Linked DNA regions of Homo sapiens: region 2 is linked to region 1. A link is an interaction called in ENCODE POLR2A ChIA-PET data of the cell type or tissue named here. Cell type or tissue: PC-9. All regions are shown on one strand. Each heading gives the region's core, and the rest is flanking DNA. Links, peaks and the distances in the headings are about the cores only. Region 1 has its middle 7.1 kb from the start of KMT2E-AS1. Region 2 overlaps SRPK2 (SRSF protein kinase 2).

Region 1 (2,921 bases), core at 180-2,679:
GTGCAGTGGCGCGTCTCGGCTCACTGCAACCTCTGTCTCCCGGGTTCAAGCAATTCTCCTGCCTCAGCCTCTTGAGTAGCTGGGATTATAGGCGTGCGCCACCACACCCAGCTAATTTTTCTATTTTTAGTAGAGACGGGATTTCACCATGTTAGTCAGGCTGGTCTCAAACTCCTGACCTTGTGATCTGCCCGCCTTGGTCTCCAAAAGTGCTGGGATTACAGGTGTGAGCCACTGCGCCTGGCCAAGAGGATGTATTCTTAGGAATCAAATGCTATGGGTTATATAAGACCACCTGGAGCTCATAAAAATACAGAACTTTTGGCCGGGCGCGGTGGTTCACGCCTGTAATCCCAGCACTTTGGGAGGCCGAGGCGGGCAGATCACAAGGTCAGGAGATCGAGACCATCCTGGCTAACACGGTGAAACCCCATCTCTACTAAAAATACAAAAAATTAGCCGGGCATGGTGGCAGGCGCCTGTAGTCCGAGCTACTCGGGAGGCTGAAGCAGCAGAATGGTGTGAACCCAGGAGGCAGAGTGTGCAGTGAGCTGAGATTGCACCACTGCACTCCAGCCTGGGTGACAGAGACTCCGTCTCAAAAAAAACAAGAAAATACAGAACTTTCACAAAATATTATAAATGCAAATAACTGCATATGTTTCTTATTCCTCAGAAAAATAAAACTTACCTACATGGGCAGAGTTTGTGGAGAAAGGGAACTAGTTAACTTTTAGATACTTTCAGATGAACCCTTGACTCGATGTCATTTGTAAAACCTTTTTCAGTCATTTAACTTCTAAAAGAATGCTTCAATCAAAGCTATCTAACGTGTCCTCTTACCCTTTTGACTTCCATTTGCCCTTTCACTGGCCATAAAGTAGGAGCATGGAATAGAACAAAGAGAGTCGCTACAGAATGTCTGTTGTATAGATGTGGTCAGATAAGCTGTGCTTGGGACATGGGAGAGATGCCTAGACTACCACAATATTGTTATCAAATGAACCAGAGAATAGTGAATATTTTTGTTGCCTTTTCAAGTTTTTCATAGAATGAGGAAAATTAATTGAACATTACTTATTTAAGTAAGTGTTCTTCAGGAATGAAGTATCGCCTTAGCACAGCCTTCCTTCATGAAAAATTTAAATACTAGAGATAAGACTAAACTTGAGGAACAGGTTCTCTCTTAACCTAACAACATTAAAGCTTGTCAGAAATCCAATAGGGGCCAGGCACTGGGCATAATGTACAGGCAATTATGTGTGATGAAGAGGTGCACAGGCTTTACAGTACAGTATATTCACTTTTTTTTTTTTTTTTTTTTTTTTTGAGACAGAGCCTCCCTCTGTTGCCCAGGCTGGAGTACAGCAGTGTAATCTTGGGCTCACTGCAACCTCCACCTCCCAGGTTCAAGCAATTATCATGCCTCAGCCTCCTGAGCAGCTGGGATTACAGGCACGTGCCACCATACCCAGCCTGGATTCACTTTTCTATGTAAAAAGGAAGTTTACAAATTTCTGAGAGTTTAGTTGCCAAATTCTGACCTAGCATATAAGAATTCAAGTGTTTAATAAATCAGTAGCAATTTTCCCAAATCCAGAGTTTGATACGGAGCTAAACCATGTCATGAGCTCACCCATCATTCGAGTTACTTTGCCCCTTATCAATGAAGTCATTGGAAGTAGTAGCAACCTGGTTTGAGAGGGTTATGTGGTACATCGTTTCACAAATTTCAGAAATAATTTATACTACTCTACTTTCTAAGGAAGGTGGAAACCTAAAGTGGGTGAATAGCTGAACACTTGGAACGCTCGGATTTATTTTCCTATAGGTGGGGGTCTTGCTATGTTGCCCAGGCTGATCTTGATCTCTTGGCCTCAAGTGGTGATCCTCCCACCTAAGCCTCCTAAGTAAATGGGACTACAGGCGTGTGCCAGACACCTGGCTAATATTTTAAAAAAATTATTTGTAGAGACAGGGGTTTCATCATGTTGCCCAGCTTGGTCTCAAGTGATCCTCCTGCCTCGGACTCCTAAAAGTGCTGGGATTACAGGCTACTTGCAATTCCTTTTTTTTTTTTTTTTTTGAGACAGGGTCTCACTCTGTCCCCCAGGTTGGAATGCAGTGGTGCGATCTCAGCTCACTGCAACCTCCACCTCCCCAATTCAAGCAATTCTCATGCCTCAGCCTCCTGAGTAGCTGGATTACAGATGTGCACCACTACGCCCAGCTAATTATTTTGTATTTTTAGTAGAGACAGAGTTTTGCCACGTTGGCCAGGCTGGTCTTGAACTCCTGGCCTCATGTGATCCACCAACCCTGGCCTCCCAAAGTGCTGGGATTATAGGCATAAGCCACCATGCCTATAATCAGCCAGCAATTACTTTCAAATGCTATCTATCATTTGTGGGCATTACATAATAATCTAACAATAAAAGGTATTGCTTAGGATAGTTATGAATAATTTAAAAATTATTATAAAGCTAATCAGACTTAGGTTAAATATGTTATGCACTGGCGTATAATCTATCTTAAAAAACAAATGCAATCAGTTCCTTTTCCTTGGCCTAAAATGTAGACCGACCCAAGATCTCAGCTTTCTTGCTAAATTTGTCTCCTATTAAGACTGAATCTACCCTGTTTTGGCTTTTATCTGTGAAGACTATCAAATGTCAATTATTTTTCTTGAAAGTCAATTCCTTCTTCTTCCTTATACCCACCCAGGCAACAATTACGGATGTTTCTGTAATAACTTAGATTCCTTCTTTATCACTCCTGCTCTGATTCAGGCTCTTCTTGCTACATTGAGGGCTCTAAAAGCCAGTCTCTTCTGGGTTGAAGACAGGTATGTTTTAAAGTAAGTCTTTCTCTGTCCTGTGCCACACCTCATGCCTGTAATCTCAGCACTTTGGGAGGCCAAG
Region 2 (2,921 bases), core at 176-2,675, 230 kb after region 1:
CTCACTCTGTCACCTAGTCTGGAGTCTAGTGGTGTGATCATAACTCACTGTAACCTTGAACTCCTGGGCTCTAGCAATCCTCCCACCTCAGCCTCTTGAGTAGCTGGAACCATAGGCACTTGCCAACACACCCAGGAAATTTTACCTTTTGTAGAGATGGGTCTTGCTATGTTGCCTAGACTGGTCTCGAACTCCTGGGCTTAAGCAATCCTCTTGCCTATATAATCTGCCTGCTTTAAGAATTCAAGGCATGAGCCACCACACCCAGACTAAAATTTATTTTTAAGATCAAGTTTGCAGGCCGGGCGCGGTGGCTCACGTCTGTAAGCCCGGCACTTTGGGAGGCGGACAGATCACCTGAAGTCAGGAGTTCGAGACCAGCCTCACCAACATGGAGAAATCCGTCTCTACTAAAAATACAAAATTAGCCAGGCATGGTGGCACATGCCTGTAATCTCAGCTACTCGGGAGGCTGAGACAGGAGAATCGCTTGAACACGGGAGGCAAAGGTTGCGGTGAGCCGAGATCGCGCCATTGCACTCCAGCCTGGGCAACAAGAGCGAAACCTTATCTAAAAAAAAAAAAAAAAAAAAAAAAGATCAAGTTTGCAAAGAGTTTTTAAGTACAAAAGTAAAACAAAAACGGCAATAAAAATTTGTACTTAGGATATTATCATTATTCAAACACTTGTAATCTAAGTCTCTAAAGTGAAAAGGCTGCAAAACAAAACAAAAAAAAACAGTAACAGAAATATTCACATGTGAAATAACCATTAATAAAATCAGACCCTTTTCAAATATCTCTCCCCATTAAAAAAAACAACAATAATAATAAAAAAAAAAAAGATAACCAGGCTCAGCGGCTCACGCCTGTAATCCCAGCACTTTGGGAGGCTGAGGCAGGTGGATTACGAGGTCAAGAGATCGAGACCATCCTGGCCAACATGGTGAAACCTCGTCTCTACTAAAAATACAAAAATTAGGTGGGTGTGGTGGCGGGTGCCTGTAATCCCAGCTATTCAGGAGCCTGAGGCAGGAGAATCACTTGATCACTGAACTTGGGAGGCGGAGGTTGTGGTGAGCTGAGATAACGCCACTGCACTCCAGCCTAGGCAAAGGAAAGGAGGGAGGGAAAGAAAGGAAAAGAGAAGAGAGAAGAGAGGGAGAGAGGGAGGGAGCAAGGAAGGAAGGAAGGAAAGGAAGGAAAGAAGGAAGGAAGGAAGGAAGGAAGGAAGGAAGGAAGGAAGGAAGGAAGGAAGGAAGGAAGGGGAAAGGGAAGGAAGGAGTTTAATGAAGGCACAGGTCAATTAATAGTCTTTGATAGAAACTGAGTGGCTGTCTATAGTCACGCCACCCTGAAAACACCTAATCGCATCTGAAACTAAGCAGTTGACAAGAGAATGCAGATACAATTCAATAAACCTGAAAACCTTACAAAATATGCAAGACTTCATGGTAGCAATAAAAGCCTTGTTGACCTTAGTAACAGCCAAGGGTACTGGCAAACAAGAACCCAGCAGACCAACTAACAACTGTAGAAGACAATATCAACAAAGATAATGGACTGACAGGCTCTTTAATGGAGAACTTGCATATGAGAGAATTAGAGATCAGTGGAAAAGAGGTGAAGCTCTCAACTACTTTTACAAAATAGTTCCTTTATAATTCCTGTAAAAATAAAATACGGGCTGGGCGCAGTGGCTCACACCTGTTATCCCCAGCACTTTGGTAGGCCAAAGCCGGTGGATCACTTAAGGTCAGGAGTTCAAAACCAGCCTGGCCAAATGATGAAATCCCGTCTCTACTAAAAATGCAAAGAAAAAAAATTAGCCAGGCATGGTGGTGTGCACCTGTAATCCTAGCTACTCAGGAGACTGAAGCAGGAGAATCGCTTGAACCTGGGACTCAGAGATTGCAGTGAGCCAATGCACTCCAGCAGCCTCGGCGACACAGCAAGACTCCGTCTCAAAAAAAATGAAAAATGAAAATAAAAATAAAATAAGTAAAAAATCATATTTTTTTGGAAACTATTACAAGAGAAACAATATTTGGGTCAATTCTTTGTTCATTCTATAAACTAACAGATCCAAGAGTGATAAATTTTGTTAAATATTAAAATAAAACTAATTTCATTTTAATAATTAGTATCTATTATTATTAAAATAAGGCCCAATTAAATTTTTTTATGACTTACATAAAATTTAGATCCCTGTTTTAAACAGATTCACATTAAGAACACCTTTGCTGCACCAGTTATAATAAGGTAAATGAGACTGATTATTTTAGTAATTTCAGTTATGTAAAAAGAAAAAGACTACAAAGATTTATACTAGTAGTTGCCACTGGAAAATGCGGTTGTGGGTGTTTTTTGTTTGTTTTAAACAAAGGGACAGAATTAAATACTGTTTAAAACAATGCAAATATATTAACCAGTAAATAAGATTTTTGAAATGTAAACTAATATTTCATCAATGGATTGCTATTGCTTTTCAATCTACCAAAAGATCATTAGAGAAACTTCTACTATCTCATTTAAGAAATATTTCCTGGATCTCTACGATGTGCTAAATACCATGAAGACAAAATTTAATAATAGGCTATACTGATGCTTACTATGTGCCACTTCAACCCGTAAAATAATGCAGCCAACAAACTAATTATTATCAACGTCCAGAGACTGAGAAACATTAAGTAACTTACCCAATGGTATATAACTAAATAGTAACTAAACCATCCTTCAAAACAAAGACTGTCTACAAAGCCCAGGATCTTAAGCACTTAGCTATGTATTGCGTTGGAGAGGCAGCCTTAAAATAACTTACACATTAGAAGAAGAAAAGCAGCAAGCAGAAAAGCACCAAAGCAATGAAGATAGGTGTGCTGATATAAGATTCACCACATGCTATATGAAGCAGGAAAAAA

The links. Peaks named below come from ENCODE experiments on the same cell type or tissue, not always from the same donor. Only the 100,000 strongest peaks of a DNase experiment are listed, where the experiment ranks them.
Region 2: POLR2A ChIA-PET joins it to region 1 with 17 read pairs; 2 of 35 experiments call an interaction of 5 or more read pairs at or near these places.

Annotation. Positions count from the first base shown.
Region 1 is chr7:105,005,622-105,008,542 of GRCh38, forward strand. No RefSeq gene overlaps it. Among named protein-coding and RNA genes, the nearest start is that of KMT2E-AS1, 7.1 kb to the right of the region's middle. In PC-9, for the core only: no CTCF peak of the experiment used is centred there; a DNase peak (open chromatin) is centred at 1,220.
Region 2 is chr7:105,231,886-105,234,806 of GRCh38, forward strand. All of the region lies in intron 2 of SRPK2 (SRSF protein kinase 2), which reads right to left. Among named protein-coding and RNA genes, the nearest start is that of SRPK2, 160 kb to the right of the region's middle. In PC-9, for the core only: no CTCF peak of the experiment used is centred there; no DNase peak of the experiment used is centred there.